Regions from separate parts of the Homo sapiens genome. Here region 1 is linked to region 2. A link is an interaction called in ENCODE POLR2A ChIA-PET data of the cell type or tissue named here. Cell type or tissue: Panc1. All regions are shown on one strand. Links, peaks and the distances in the headings refer to the core of each region. The heading gives the core; the rest is flanking DNA. Region 1 overlaps LINC02935 (long intergenic non-protein coding RNA 2935). Region 2 overlaps VTI1A (vesicle transport through interaction with t-SNAREs 1A).

Evidence for each region. ChIA-PET counts read pairs that join two places held together with the same protein. Peaks named below come from ENCODE experiments on the same cell type or tissue, not always from the same donor. Only the 100,000 strongest peaks of a DNase experiment are listed, where the experiment ranks them.
Region 1: POLR2A ChIA-PET joins it to region 2 with 26 read pairs; 3 of 35 experiments call an interaction of 5 or more read pairs at or near these places.

Annotation. Positions count from the first base shown.
Region 1 is chr10:112,900,040-112,908,373 of GRCh38, reverse strand. It overlaps LINC02935 (long intergenic non-protein coding RNA 2935), which reads right to left. Exons shown (of 3, transcript XR_001747706.2): 2 at 2,161-2,397. Among named protein-coding and RNA genes, the nearest start is that of LINC02935, 13 kb to the right of the region's middle. RefSeq lists an enhancer at 6,610-7,110. In Panc1, for the core only: no CTCF peak of the experiment used is centred there; no DNase peak of the experiment used is centred there.
Region 2 is chr10:112,725,737-112,734,070 of GRCh38, reverse strand. All of the region lies in intron 7 of VTI1A (vesicle transport through interaction with t-SNAREs 1A), which reads right to left. Among named protein-coding and RNA genes, the nearest start is that of MIR4295, 96 kb to the right of the region's middle. RefSeq lists an enhancer at 1,222-1,723. In Panc1, for the core only: no CTCF peak of the experiment used is centred there; no DNase peak of the experiment used is centred there; H3K27ac peaks cover 244 bases.

The DNA of each region.
Region 1 (8,334 bases), core at 225-8,224, 170 kb before region 2:
GGGTACTAATCCCAGTTCTCACCCAAACCTCTGTGGATCCAACTTAACTTCGCTGCATCCCACGCATGAGAAGTCAGAGGCATAGTTCTAAGTCCTCGACCTGTATGAACTCATTCAGTCCTCATCTCTTCGAGGCAGACACTACTGTTGTCCCTATTACAGAGGAGGAAACTCAGGCAGAGAGGTTCGGTTACTTCAGGCTGACTTCAGAGACTTCAGGCTTAATCATGACATATGGCTACCCTTGAGGCCACATAGCACAGTGGTTGTAGCATAGACTCTGGAGTCAGAATTCTGTGGGTTCAAATCCTGGCTCCGTTGCTTGGAAGCTCTGTGACTAAGTTACCTCTTAAGGAGGAAAAAAAAGCTGTGTTAGTAACAGTGATTGGCTATAGTTATGTGTGTTCCAGATATTGCACAGGACATGATATTGCATGGGACATGCTTACACTAAAAAAAATCAAATTGAACGGACGTCCTGAATCTTATCTGGCAACTGTTTTTTTTTTTTTTTTTGAGAGAGAGTCTCGCTCTTGTTGCCCAGGCTGGAGTGCAATGGTGCTATCTCAGTTCGCTGTAACCTCCACTTCCTGGGTTCCAGAGATTCTCCTGCCTCAGTCTCCTGAGTAGCTGGGATTACAGGCATGTGCCACCATGCCCGGCTGATTTTTATTTTTTAGTAGAGACACGGTTTCTCCACGTTGGTCAGGCTGGTCTCGAACTCCTGACCTCAGGTGATCCGCCCACCTCGGCCTCCCAAAGTGCTGGGATTACAGGCATGAACCAGCACATCCAGCCTTATCTGGCAATCTTATATAGGAAGTACTTGGCACAGTGCCTGGCAGGTTAGAAATATCAAGAGATGAGAGGTGTCTCTATTGGGAATGCAGCTCTGAATGCCAGCTTGGTGGGTCTGCAGAGTGCCACTTGCAAGGAGGACCAGATTGAGACGTTCTAGGCCACCAGAGTTGGTCGAGCCTCAGTGGCTGTTTCTGAAGGCTGAGGAGAAGCCCAGGGCTGACTTTGGCTGGGGAAGAAGTGGAATCTGAAGGCAGAGCTTTGGCCTTCATCTCAGCTTTGGCCCCTGCTCTGGGTTTTGCAGTCCCCACGTAACCCTGGTGTCTGGTCTGCCTACAGAGCCTCCAGGGTAGTCCTGAGGGACTGAGCCAGGCCCATTCAGTGCCTCCTTAGCCCCGGGAGGCCAGTGCTGCTGCCATATTAACAGTTCCTGGCGGCCGCCTGGCCAGGAGGACAGCATGTCCCCAGGCCTTGGAGCACACGAAGTGATCTCTAACTAGATGTTCCCGGAACATTCTGCCGCAGTCACACAGTGCAGGAGGGAAAGTGAAAAAACAAAACACCAAAAATACCCTGGGCTCTGCACGAGGATGAGCAAAAGGGAAGGAAGAAAGGAAAACAGACCTGAAATGGAGGTTTGCACCGAGTCACACTGGGTTTAAGGGCAAACCTACAAAGAGGACGGAGGCACCCTTCAGAGCCTAAAGTCTTTCTACCATCATCTTGTCTGCCCTTACTAGAGAGCTGTTCATCCGAGACTCCAACACCTTCCAGGCCCTCTCTTCTAGACCCAGCAGCCCTTGGCAGTTCACACTCTCTGCAGAGATCTACCATCCAAGACCTTCCCAGCAGGTCCCGGGTGCCTGCAACAACGTGGGCAGGTTGTCTTAACCACTGACTGCCTCGGTTCTTCAATTGGCTAAGTTGGGATAACACCATAGTACTACTCACTCAGTAAACTCACAGCTTTTCCTCAGTGTTGCCTAATAACATAGTTGTTAAGACCACGGGTTTGTTTGTTTGTTTTGAGACAGAGTCTCACTCTGTCACCCAGGCTGGAGTGCAGTGGCGCGATCTCGGCTCATTACAACCTCCGCCTCCTGGGTTCAAGTGATTCTCCTGCCTCAGCCTCCCAAGTAGCTGGGACTACAAGCACATGCCACCACGCCCGGCTAATTTTTGTATTTGTGGTAGAGACGGGGTTTCACCATGTTGGTCAGGCTGGTCTCAAACTCCTGACCTTGTGATCCGCCCACCTTGGCCTGACAAAGTGCTGGGATTATAGGTGTGAGCCACTGTGCCCAGTCTAGAGCATGGGTTTTTAAGATAGACCAAACTTTGCATTCTGGCTTTGCTGCTTACCTGCGCTTTGGGGCAAGTGTGCTGTCAACCTCTTTGTGCCTCAGTTTCCTTAGCTGTAAAAAGGATCTGCTCACACCTCTGCTTCATTGGACTGTTGTAAGGAACCAGCTCACATATTCAGGTGTTTCCTGGAGATGCCTCTGAGTTCCCTGGAGATGCGGTGACCAACAGGCAAAGCGTGGTCTCATTCCTGGCCAGCACTCTGGCTCATATGATGTACTGAGCACTTCCAGGGTACTAATAAGAAGCACACGAGAAACAGATACAATTGACAATATTCTATGCCCTCCAGGGTTTTACAGTGTGGTTGGGAAGACAGACCATTAAATCATTAGAGAAAAAGATACAAATACTTTCCTATAATTACGCACAGAGTGGGTGGCTCCAAGTGTAAATGCCTTGGACTGTCATGGAGGGAGGAAGAATAACAGGGAGGGTGCAGGAGGTAAGGCTGGGATGCTGGGAGAATGTGAGTGGGACAACTGGCTGACGAGGAAACCTTCAGGATGATGCTCCACCAGTTGCCCAAGGAGAAGCCCCCAGGGTACAAAGCGAGTCACCCTTACCTTGTTCTTTAGGTTAACAATTTTTTATTTTTTATTTTGAGACAGAATCTCACTGTGTCGCCAGGCTGGAGTGCAGTGGCACGATCTCGGCTCACTGCAACCTCCACCTCCTGGGTTCAGGCGATTCTCCTGTCTCAGCCTCCCAAGTAGCTGGGACTTCAGGTGCCTGCCACCACGCCTAGCTAATTTTTGTATTTTTAGTAGAGACGGGGTTTCACCATGTTGGCCAGGATGGTCTCGATCTCCTGACCTCGTGATCTGCCCGCCTTGGCCTCCCAAAGTGCTGGGATTACAGGCGTGAGCCACCGCACCCAGCCTAGATTAACATTTTTAAAAAAGATCCCAATCCAAGTCATGTGCTTGCAATAGTTATTGCTCCTTATCCATCAAGGACATTCCATTTCATCATTCAGATACCTGCACACAGCCCCAACAGCCTCTTTGCAGTAGATTGGAAAAGACAGAACTATCTCTGCCTCCATTCATAGCACAGCCTTTGCGGGTAGACTCACCACAGGTGCCCCCAGGCCTCCTCCCTGAACCACCTGTTTATTCCTTAGGATCACAATCCTGTGTTATACTTGGTGAAGGGCACAAAGAAATAGCAGACAGGGCCCGGCTGTCAAGCTGCTTCTAGTCTAACCAGGGGACATAAAACTCAATTTTTGCTTCTCTTGGCTTCTAATAGTTCATCAGGGTGGTCCTGTGTGTAGTTAAATCCCTTCTTGGGGGCACTCAGGTGAAGTCTTGTTCCTTCTGGATGTTTCTATGATTGGAACAGCTCAGTATAGATCCCAATGGGATTTCTTTCATATGTATCATTTTTGGTGAATTCCCTAATAACCCAGTGAGAAAGGCAGAGAGATGTTACATAATTCCACACCCACCCCCCCCCGCCTTTTTTTTTTTTTTTTTTTTTTTGGCACAGTCTCACTCTGTTGCCCAGTCTGGAGTGCAGTGGTGCCATCTCAGCTCACTGCAACCTCTCCCTCCCAGGTTCAAGCGATTCCTGTGCCTCAGCCTCCTGAGTAGCTGGGATTACAGATGCATGCCACTACACCTGGTTATTTTTTTGTATTTTTAGTAGAGATGGGGTTTCACCATGTTGGCTAGGCTGGTCTCAAACTCCTGACCTCATGTGATTCACCCGCCTCAGCCTTTCAAAGTGCTGGGATTACAGGCATGAACCATCGCGCCTGGCCCCAATGGGTTTTCTTTCATGTGTATCATTTTTGGTGAATTCCCCAAAAACCCAGTGAAAAAGGCAGGGAGATATTACCATAATTCCCATTTAACAGAAATCTGAGTTCCAGAGAAAGAAAATGACCTGCCCTGGGTGACTCAGCTGAAACTTGAACTTTCATTTCCTGGCTATAAATCAGCAACATTCTCAACATCGTTATCATCTCACCTCCTATGTAGCTCCTTGAAGGCAGGGTGTGTTTCTACACATCTCTGTCTCTCTTGTATAACCTATATTTTATGCAGTGGTGTGCTGGTAAATGTTTAACAACTGGCTCTCTGAGGAAATACATTTCTGATTTGTAGCAGTTGCCAATTTCGGTAGTGTAAATAGTCCCATCATGGCTGACTTCAAGCTACCAATGTGACATCAGCCACTTCAGAAATTCCTGAAAACTTGCTGGCCATGATAGCTCATACCTGTAATCTCAGCACTTTGGGAGGCTGAGGTGGGCAGATCACTTGAGGCCAGGAGTTTGAGACCAGCCTGGCCAACATGGTGGAACCCTGTCTCTACTAAAAAATACAAAAATTATCCAGGCATGGTGGTGCATGACTGCAATCCCAGCTACTCGGGAGGCTGAGGCATGAGATTTGCTTGAGCCCAGGAGGCAAGGGTTGCAGTGGGCTGAGAGTGTGCCATTGCACTCCAGCCTGGATGACAGAGGAAAACTGTCTCAAAAAATAAAAAATAAATTAAAAGGCCGGGTACAGTGGCTCACGCCTGTAATCCCACTACTTTGGGAAGCTGAGGCAGGTGGATCACCTGTGGTCAGGAGCTTGAGAGCAGCCTGGCCAACATGGTGAAACCCCATTTCTACTAAAAATACAAAAAAATTAGCCGGGTGTGGTGGCGTGTGCCTGTAACCCCAGCTACTTGGGAGTCTAAGGCAGGAGAATCCCTTGACCCTGGGAGGTGGAGGTTGCAGTGAGCTGAGATCCCGCCATTGCACTCCAGCCTGGTTGACAGAGCAAGACTCTGTCTCAAATAATAATAATAATAATAATGAATAAATTTAAGAAAAAAATCCTGAAAACTTAATAATTGTTTCCTAGAAGCTAGTATGAGCTGGTTCCAGCGTACTGCTATTTGTAGAGAACCTTACATATAATGGGACTCAGAGATATTTGATGCATTCAGTGATTATGATGCTCCTCCTTCCATTCAAATTCAAATACTCTGGGGGTGGAAGAAGATGCTCCCAGTTTACCCTGAAGGATGGATGGGATCTCCAGGGCTTGGGATTGTCTGGACCTGCAGCTCCCCTGAGATCAAGTAACATCGCTGGTTGGAGGTCTATGGTGCTGACAGAGAAGGAGGGAAAAACAGATTTAGAGAGGAAGGAATGAAACAATATGGGTGAAAAGAAGAGAAAAAGAAAGAGAAGACAGAAGTGAGGAAGGAAGGGAAGGAGGGAGACAGGGAGGAAGAGGAAAAGGAAGGAAAGGAGGGAGGGAAGAAGAAGGAAAGAAGGGAAGGAAGGAAGAAAAGAAAGAAGGAAGGAAGGAAGGAAGGAAGGAAGGAAGGAAGGAAGGAAAGGTGGCTTATAAGATGAATACTGGTAGAGGGAGAGTCTCCTGTGACCACTTCTAGCAAGCACCTGCATTTCAATGTCTAGTGCATAGTAGGTGCTCAGTAAATATTGCTGGCCAAGGATCCAGTCATGCTCTGCTTCTGCTATTCCTGTGTCTGATCTTATCTCCCAATGAGATTCTTTTTTTTTTTTTTTAAATGGAGTCTTGCCATGTCGCCCAGGCTGGAGTGCAGTGGCATGATCTCAACTCACTGCAACCTCTGCCTCGCGGGTTCAAGCAATTCTCCTGCCTCAGCCTCCCTAGTAACTGGGATTACAGGTGCACACCACCATGCCTGGCTAATTGTTGTATTTTTAGAAGAGACAGGGGTTTCACTATGTTGCCCAGGCTGGTCTCAAACTCCTGACCTCAAGTGATCCGCCCGCCTTGGCCTTCCAAGGTGCTGGGATTACAGGTGTGAGCCACCTGCCTGGCCCTATCTCCCAGTGAGATTCTAAGATCTTGGAAAGCAAAGACCGTATCATTCGTTTCTTACCCACAATAGAACTGCCTCTACTCAAAGGGGTTACTGATATTATTTAAATTCTCATTACAATTTTGCAATACAGAAAACAGGCTCAGCAAGATCAAGTAAATTGTTCACATTTACACAGCTATTTTAGGTGGTGGGGCCAAGATTCAAACTCTCTGCTCTTTCATGCTACTTCTGAAAGGACCTGAAATCTTTCTGACAAATGAATAGTGTATTTGTCTTCTCACCAAGATGGAGACTTCCATTTCCTTTCTTTTCTATAGTAGCCATTTTTCATTTGTCACGGGAGCCCCAGTAAGAACCTAAGTACTGATGCAAGCATATAACTCATATTCTCCAAACCTTAGCCTTTGTGCACTGGCTACTAACCCATGGTGGTCATGACATTATGAGACTTCATAAACACCCACCTCATTCCATAGAGCACATAGTAGACAAGGGCTCAGGGAGAGAGCAGATGCACCTCTGGATTTTTCCACTGCAAGGATTATTACATAGTCTCACTCATTAACAACCCTATGAGGTGGATGTTGCCAGACCCCTTTTACCATTGGGAAAACTGAGGCTTATAGAGCTTAGCATTTGGGAGGATTTGGGAGCAGGTAGTTTATTCAGGAGGCGATCCCAGGAAGCACCAGTAAGGGAGCAGGGAAGGAAGAGACATTGCAGGTGCTGTTATGGACAACTGAGGCTTCATCCTGCTGGGGGCCTTCCGAGGAACCAGTGCTTTGTGTCATCTCTTGTCCCCAAAGGGACGAGGAAGCTGAGATGCTTAGCCAACAGCCTCTGGCCCTCTTTGGGGGATGCCTTCTCTGGAGGGGTTAAATCTAGGGCACTCTGCTTGCCCTACTCAAGATTGAGCAAGTTCTCTTGGAACCAAGGGGAGACCCTGGGCACTTGAGGGTGGAGACTGTCAGCAGGCACAGGGAATGGCGGGTGACCTTGAAGGTGAGCCAGGGGAATATGGGGCGTGTTTGATCAAGGTCATACCTGCCCAGGGTCTTGCTGAGAGGAGAAGGAGCCAAACTGGGATTCAAATGCAGGTCTAGGCCGGGTGCGGTGGCTTACGCCTGTATTTCCAGCACTTTGGGAGGCCAAGGCAGATGGAGCGCTTGAGCCCAGCAGTTTGAGACCAGCCTGGGCAACATGGTAAAACACTGTCTCTACAAAAATACAAAAATTGGCCAAGCATGGTGGCTCCTGCCTGTAGTCCCAGCTACTTGGGCGGCTGAGGTGGGAGGGTCACTGAAGCCTGGGAGGTTGAGGCTGCGGTAAGCTGCAATCACGCTACTGCACTCCAGTCTGGGTGACAGAGGGAGACCCTATTTCAAATAAAGAAATAAAAGCAAAACCAAAAACAAATGCTAGCGTGTTTAATGCCAAAACTCATTTTCCTTCTGTGACACCAATCACTTAAGCCCAGTGAAGGAGTTAAAGTCCACACACCAGCCGGGCACAGTGGCTCATGCCTCTATTCCTAGCACTTTGGGAGGCTGAGGTGGGCGGATCACCTGAGGTCAGGAGTTCGAGACCAGCCTGCCCAACATGGTGAAACCCCATCTCCACTAAAAATACAAAAAAAGAAAAAGAAAAAAAAATTAGCCGGGCAAGATGGTGGGTGTCTGTAATCCCACCTACTTGGGAGGCTGAGGCAGGAGAATTGCTTGAGCCTGGGAGGCAGAGGTTGCAGGGAGCCGAGATTGCACTATTGCACTCCAGCCTGGGAGACAAGACCAAGACTCTGTCTCAAAAAAAAAAAAAAAAAAGTCCACAGACCTTGGAGGTGGACTGGGTAGGCTGGTGAGAAGAGTAGGGGTCAAAGATAGGTTGTCACCTAGGGTGGAGGCCTGTCTAGTCCTAACAAGGGCAAGAGGTGCTGTCATTAGCATCTCCTGCACACTCAGGAGCATAGAAAAGCCCCTGTCCCAAATGTAATTACCAGCACTTAGAGTGTGAGTGGAGGCAGGATCTATGAGTAGCAAAATACACAAGGGACGCAAGAGTCACACTTTCCAGATTAAAGAATGAAGGACAAGATGTGGAATAGCCTGGGATGATATTAATGACACTAACCACTGCTTCCTCCACATTTTGAACTTTTCTGAAGCACCAAGCTACATCTTTACATATCCCAGGGTCAGCCACATTTTCTGCAAAGGTCTAACAGGTAAATACCTTAGGCTTTGAGAGCTGCAGGGCCTCTGCTACTCAGCTCCACTGTTGTAGCATGCAAACAGCCATGGACAATCAGTCATTCAAAGGGGGTGGCTGTTTTAAAAACTTTATATAAAGAGACAA
Region 2 (8,334 bases), core at 85-8,084:
CAGTAAGAATGTAAATGAAGGCCAGGCACGGTGGCTCACGCCTGTAATCCCAGCACTTTGGGAGGCTGAGGTGGGTGAATCACCTGAGGTCAGGAGTTCGAGACCAGTCTGACCAACATGGTGAAACCCTGTCTCTACTAAAAATACAAAATTAGCTGGGTGTGGTGGTGCACCCCTGTAATCTCAGCTACTTGGGCTGAGGTAGGAGAATCACTTGAACCCAGGAGGCTGAGGTTGCAGTGAGCCGAGATCACACCACTGCACTCCAGCCTGGGCAACAAGTGTAAAACTCTCTCTTAAAATAAAATAAAATAAAATAAAATAAAATAAAATAAAATAAAATAATGTAAATGAGAACTGACTAGCAGTATTGCAAGTGTGGAATCCACAGGACTTAAAGAACAATTAGACAATAGGAGTGAGAGAAGGGAGAGGACCCAGCTGTTTCTCAGACTTCCATAGATGATGATGACATTACCCAAAACAGAGAACATATGAATAACTTTGACCAAATAATAAACACCACTACGCCAGAGAATGCCATAGTAAAACATTATGGCAAACTTAAAAAACTTCATGCTAAATGAAAGAAGCCAGTCACAAAAGGTCACATATTATGTGCTTCTATTTGTATGAAATATCCAGGGTGGGTAAATCCACGGAGACGGGGGCTGGGGGAATGGGAAGCAACTGTTTAATGGGCATGGGGTTGCCTTTTGGGGTGGTGAAAATGTTTTGGAACTAGGTAGACATGAGGGTTGCATAACATTGTAAATATACTGCATGCTATACTTTCAAATGGTTAATTTCATATGAATTTCAATTTTAAAACGATAAAAGCAAAGCAAAAAATAAAAAATAAAAAATCAAACCAAAAATAAAAAATCAAACCAAAACCCAAAAACACCATGGCAGCCCAAAAAGCCTTGTATTCCAGAGCTGAACGTGCCAGGAATCTCCTTTTAAACCCAGATAATCCCAGTAAGGAAAGAAACCTAAGGGAAGGACTGCTAGTGCCCATGCACTGAGCAGAATCACCTGGTCCCCAGTGGACACACTCCTTCCTAGCTGCTATTATGCACGTTTTGCTGGGAAGGCTGATAGCCTTGGAATTGGAGGTATGTTCTCTTCTTGGGGACCATCCACCTTTACTGTGTCAACTCTGGCTGACCTAGTAATGTGAGCAGTCAATCTGCCATGTGAAAACATATCAGAGGGAGGGGAAAAAGCAGCAAAGTACATCCAGAGAGAAGCATGTGGGTCAGGAAACAGTAAGAAAAACTTTCTGGCATTCATATTGGTCATCAGTAGCCCAAGGGGAATAAAGGGTTTCCTGATGCTCAGTGCATCATCAGGAAGATTAATTAACATTTGTAAAGGCCACACACAGTGTGAAAGGCCCAGTAATGGATCTCCAAAAGCCACAGTCCCTGCTTTCCAGAAGGTCATGAAACAAGGAGTGGAAAATATTCCCTAGAAGACAGAGCTGGATGACCTCGACCATGAAGAACATTGCAAAGAAACGACCGGGCTTGTCTGGGATTCTCTTCATTCTGAAGTTGAATCTGATCTGACAGATGTGGTGAGTAATTAAACCCTTGTCCATTCATAGTCTGAATGCTTGCACTGCACAGAGAATGGGGCAGGAATAATGAGAGGCACAGCCCCTCTGGGACTATTCAGGAGTGCTCAAATTTGCATGGTCACATGAACCCAAAGGAAGTGGATTATGCTGGCCTGGCCAGGAAGTAGAGACAGCCAAAGATTTCTGATTTGCATAAATCCTAAGGCTGGAAGGCAGAGAGGCTTAAAGGCTCTCAAAAAAGGCCAGATGTAGCTGCCTTCCCTAGAACCCAGCACATCTCTGTAGCTAGATGCCTTCTCACAAAGGCTGTACAGGTAATCAAACTTGTGATGTCATTTGCTCAAAAGTTTCATAAATATGTACTGTTAAGTTCCCCAAAAATGTGATTTTTACAAGTGAAGTTGCTGTACAGTCTCCTAGGGAATGGATTCTTTTAATTAGCTTGAAAAAAAGGTGATTCGGTAAAGGGTAATGCATTTTATTATGATTAATGCTGTCAAATAATTTCTAATGGTGTGACAAGGTGCTTAAGTAAAGAATTGTTTGTGGCTTTAAAAAATAGTTAATGCCTCTCAAAAAGGATTATTTTCTTTTTAAGTTTCAAATGAAGGCTACTAATTAATTAATCCATTTACATAAAAATGTCTTGGATCAGCTACCTGCAAAGATAAAGGATGAAATCTATCCTCTAATTGGAAAAAGAAAAACTGCTATAAAATATGTGGAATAAACATATGAAAGTAATCTACAAAAGGCAAATAGAAGTCATTAATTAAAAACTGACATCAAAAATTTCATTTCATTCTATGCAATATTAAAAATATTGGTGATGTCATATACTTAACTGAGTAATCTTCCTAAAATATGCCTTCTCATGTATGCTGTTTTATGCAGTTTTTTTTTTTTTTTTGAGATGGAGTTTCACTCTTGTTGCCCAGGCTGGAGTGTAGTGGCACGATCTCGGCTCACTGCAACCTCCACCTTCCAGGTTCAAGCGATTCTCCTGCCTCAGCCTCCTGAGTAGCTGGGATTACAGGTGCCTGCCACCATGCCTGGCTAATTTTTTTGTATTTTTAGTAGAGATGGGGTTTCGCCATGTTGGGCAGGCTGGTCTTAACTCCTGACCTCAGGTGATCCACCTGCCTTGGCCTCCCAAAGTCTTGGGATTACAGACGTGAGCCACCGGGCCTGGCCTTATGGAGTTTATTCACGGGAAGTCATGCAAAACTACATGGTGGTTTCAAGAAATTGGACTGAAATCTCCCTTCAGTTTTTCCCAAAATGTAGCTAACTTCATGTTATCTCCCAGATTCATAGACATCAGGCAACCAAGCTTGGTGAAAGCATTCCAACTTTTGCTCCCTTCAGTTCTGAACGAGTGCTACCCTTGATATAAACAGTCATTACAGACCCAGAATGCAACAAAGAAGGCAGATATTTACTAGTGAAAAACTGAAGTTCCTTAATCACTTTAATATATATAATCAAATGGAAATTATATATTACCCAGACTAATTATATATAATTTCTTGGCATCAGGTATAAACTATTCAGACTATCAAGGAAAAAAATAAAAAGATGCTTCTTTATAGCAGAATTTTTATTATAAAATATATCTCACAGCAAATCCCATCTTTTTAGTATCTGGTCTTTAGTCTTTGATGATTTCAGTTTGTTTTTCCAAATTTTTTTTCCAAGCTGAGGCTGTGCTGCCATTTTTGCAATTGGGATTGGTATTTTTATGATCACTTACTGGATTTATTATACGGTGGTTGAATAAACTGCTGACAAGAAAAGTGGAAAGGGAAAGAGAGAAAAGAGGAGAGAGTTAAAAAGCCAAGGAGATGGAAAAAGAAGAAAAAAGAGGGAAGAAAGAACAGGAAGGAAAGGGGGAAAGAGGTTAAAAAAAAAATCCTAAAAGTAGATGTTGTAATACATAGGAAAAAGAAACTCGGGCACCTGTCAAAGGGACTCCATGTGTCAGTGAACTGCAGGAGGTGACACTTAGGCATCCTGGCTGTACATCATCCCTCACTCTAAATGAATGTAAAGGTAGATCTTTATTCTTTTGGACTGACAAGATCACGCCACAAGGTGACTATCAATTGGCAGGGACTTCAACTTTACAAAGTTGTGCTGAAAGACAGAATTATCAATAAGCTCCTGAAGACACATTCTCACCAGGAGAAATGGAAAACTCAGGTTCTAGCCAAGTCCTTAAGAATGCAGAGGAAGGAGGGTCACAGAATGGAGGAAATCTCTGGTTTGCTGGTAGCTGTAACCTCTCCCCCTTAAAAAGCCCATCTTCACCTTTAAAATAATGCAGATTGTTCATGTATTCTTTGAAGGAGCTTAACATGACTTGTACAAAAGGCCAGCATAATTTTCCAGCTGTTTTGCTGAGAAATATGCCCTCTTCTATGGTCAGTGAGATTCAGCTCCAGAGAAGTGAAATAACTCAATCCAGGTGTTGCTGCTGGGGAGAGAGGTCCTGATGTTGGGGCCCCTGGATTGGAGGTCAGCATGCCCAGCCTTTGGCTGTGGAACTTTCTGGGGAGTATCAGGTTTGCTACGCACAAAGAGGGCTGGTAGAACTCTCCTGATCACAAGACATGACACTTGCCAGTACCACTAGAGCGCTGAAGAGGCGCAGGTTTCCTTTTCCCTGTCTTTGTAGATTACACCAAGGGTGTCCAGCCTGCAATCAGCTGATTTGAAAATGGAGTGCCCACCTGACTGTATTTCAATTGCTTCATATCCCCATCAACAACAATGGATCAGCCCACAGGAGGTGCTGACCCTTCACTGCTTGTGCCTCGTAAGAGATCTCTTGGAAGTGCTCATCAATTTGCGTGTGTTTTTCTTGTTACTTCTGTTGTATATTTCGCATGTGGTCTATTTCATAATGAGAAAAGTCTTCCTAAGATTCTACACAGAGCTATAACTTCTTAACCTTATGGAGTCTAAGTTTCTTTAACTGTAAAATTGAGACAGTTCCTATTTGTGGGGATTGTTGATAATTAAAAAATAAGCATGTTGCTTAGCACAAAAAAGGCACACAAGAAGTGGTAAACATCACAATTACTACCACAGAAAAAGAAGTGCAAAAAGTTGTTTAGGGCTATGAAAACATCTTTATTTTCATATTTTTATTCCCAGAGGTTTAAAATGTTCAGGTCTGTTTGCATTCTTTTTGGTCTCTGCTGCTATCAACACATTATTTAAAGAGTGTTAGAAAAGTTAATCCAAGAGAAACACACTTTTGGTCATTGGCCTCTTTAAGTGACACCTTTTTCATTAATTATTACCTTTCAGTGACAGTGCTGTGGCCAATTTCCATTCCCTCTGTTGGCCTGTATGAGTTCTAGGGTAAAAAGTGGTTTGGAACCTTTTTAGTCAAGGAGCAAAGAAGGCTATTTTTTTAAACTTTTAAGAAAAAAAATCAAAACCACCCAAACCAAAACCCCTAAAAGGCATCATGGTTGTTAAGGCTGAGAAGTTAGACCTGGTTCTGAGACCAGCTCGGCCACTTACGGAGGGCATGATCTGAGTTAGTTGTTTCCTTACTTATAAAATGGTATAATAAAAACATTGATCTCTTAGGCCTATTGTGCAGATTAAAAAAAAATCTACTAACATAAAATGCATAGCCCCATGCCTGGTACATACAATGGTTACCATAATCATGCTACTATCAATAACCATAAAACTCCATACAGGAGTCAGGGCATTGGTGCAGTGAACATTTGTTGTTAGATATTGTCCGAGAACACTAGGGGTAGCCTGAGCCCCTAATTACCCCCAAGTATGATTCTATTTTTTTTCTTCCATTTCAGGAAATTCATTTGTACTTGAAAATAGTCATTAAGCTGAGCCCTTTGTGATGCATGTGTTTAAAAAATGTGGTGGTGACACCTGGGTTATCAGTCTCTTTATTTGCAAAGACAAAGGTCACATCAGACTTTAGCTATTGTGCATTTCTGGGCCCACATACTGTGGACAAGCTCCTTTATCCCTTCAATGTCCCATGCATGGTAAGCAGGACAACTGTTTCCTTTTTATTAGATAGGGCAAACGGCCTGTGTTGTTCAAAAGGGATGTTAAAAAGCAAAGTTATTTCCACAAAATTTATAGCTCACTTAGTTGTTGATAAACATAAACCAGGTGTCACTCTTGCAACACATACCCAGACACCCTCTACTACTGATTTCACCAGCTGTGCAACATATTCTCAATTTTTCTTCTTTTACTTTTAGCAGATAATGTTTCTGAATCCACTCATTTTGAGGGGGGTGGGGGGAAGAAAAGAAAGAAGGAAACCTGTCTCTTTACGCAGGGACTGGTTCCACAGAACCTGAGAAACTTTCCTGAGGTAAAATCCCTTTCTCTGGTTAGTGAGACAGCCGGTGACTTCGGGTTCAGACTGTCCCCCCAGCAGCCTGCTGTGTCACAGATGTGCTGCTAGGGGTGTGGAATGGACCCTACTGGGTATGGGGGTGGTGAAGAGGGGCTGTGAGGTTGGGATTAAACCCCTCCTTAAGTTGGTCGGTCCTCAGGCCGCCTGGTAACTTTCTACAAGCCCAGTTTTTAAAGGCAAGATTTTCAAAGAACAGATTTTACTAATTCTGGATCCTTAGGGAAGACAGAAAGAGATGACATAAAGGGGTAAGAGAAGGGAAAAACTAGGCAGAGAATGCATGACCATATCTCGTTTGCCTTTCATTTATAATAAACTCTTATTCTGTCAATTAAGTAAATTATATTCTTCCCACTGTGACTATCATTATACTTGAGACCACTCTAGTTTTTCTGCCCTGTAAATGGATCACATTTGTTACTGACTTGTTAATTCATACAACATGTACACTGAAATACAAACCGTCCCGAAAGCCTCACAACTTCCACAGTGAGGACCAGCTCTTTAAGATTATTCTATTTATTTCACATTCTATGAGAATATTCAGTGAAGTTAATGACTGCTTATAATTTATTTCCTATCATATTTTTTTCATGTAAGTAGCTTCAACTTCCTAGGAATTATAAAAAAAATTTTTTTTTTCCCTGCAGGGTATCATTAGGGAATAAATGTGGTTTCTTCTTTTGGGCAACAGTTTTGCTCTGCTCACCTTTCAGCAAAGATTTACTGAATACCAACTCTATGCCTTGTTCTAGGTATACTTTGTAGAAGTATAGAGTGGAGAAAGACAGGCTAAAACAACAAGGTAGTAGGGTGAGTAAAGGTACTCTGGGTTTCATGTTGTTGCTTCTTAGACTATCTGAAATGAAGGACCAGTTTGTGCTTTGGTTTTTAATTTCCAACCTGTTGACAACTGATGGGGGGGCCTTTTTGCATGACTGCTATGCAGCTCCCACTGCGTGCAACTCACCTTGTGAACTCATCAGCACCCAAAATGCTTTGTACCCTATTCAATGAGACAAGTCCAAGGACCATATGCTTGCATGTTGTGACCACATCAAATTGCTATAAATTTTTTTAGATGCCTGTTCTCAGTTTCTACATTTATGATGTCACGGAATGACATCAAATAGTTCATAGACTGGCACCAGGAGTACTTCTATACCAAAGAATAAATAATGTTGAGTGGAGTGATTTGAAACTGACCCCCCGGTATCAGCTATATGCCTTCTTGTTCAGACTCACCTCCAAACCCTGCAGCCTCCAACAAGCCAGTGCACATCAGGATCTAGTCTATGAAAACAAATGAAACTCCAAGATACCCTGAGCTCCTTGAAGCCCATGAAATTGTCTGTAAAATTTTGTGTATATGTACATTTTTCCAGAGAGAGGTTCTATAGTTTTCATCAAATGTACAAATAGGTATGTGGCCTCAAAATGGTTAAGATAAACTAACTCCTTAACACTTTTTCATTACCTGGCAACCCTAGTTAAGAATTTCAACTTGCAACTGCCCATGCTTCCTAGGAAACACACACACCTGAGGGGATTGTTGGTTTTATGAAGCCTTCCTGGGTCTGGGGCCAGGACTGCCTGTTTCCATGGTGTTTCAAAGCATGGTTGTTCTGGGTTAAGAACAAGACTAAATTTGTCTACTGACGGCTTGGACAGCAACAGGAGGTTGACTCCCTTCAAGAAATAAAAACATAAAAATAGTCTGTGTAAGAAAGGGTACCATTATTCTTCAACATTAGAGAAGTGTTCCCCACTCTGGTGTCTTAGAAGCCCAGAGATGAGCTGGGGTATCTGATTTAGAAGGAGAGGATGAAGGCATTGAGAGAAGCAGCAGGATCTGGTTGGAGAAGGAGGTGGAATCACAGGGAGCACTGGCCATTATAAGACTGTGTGGGGAGGGAGCATCCAGGTGGAACCAGATGCCTACGGACAGCAGGACGATGAGATACCAAGGAAGACTGCGTTACCACTCCAACATAAACATAACCATTTCAGGGGAAATCTACCCTTGGTGTCTAGACTGAAGTCTTTATATACTATTTCCTAAGGAAAGGAATCAGGATTCCTTGTAAAAATAGTTGCTTCCAGGTTTGGGCCAGGAGCCTATGGCATCTTATCCTGACAGAAAAGACTAGTGGAATCATGTTAAAAGGCAAAAGAGGCAACTTGAAGGGGATCTCACCGATCAAAGAGTAATGGATGGACACCTATAAAATAGATAAAAGTCCAAGGGTTTATATTGATGCTCAAAACAAACAAGCAAGCATCATTGATCACTTTTGCAGGTTGCTGGTGCCATTCAATAATCTGAAAACTA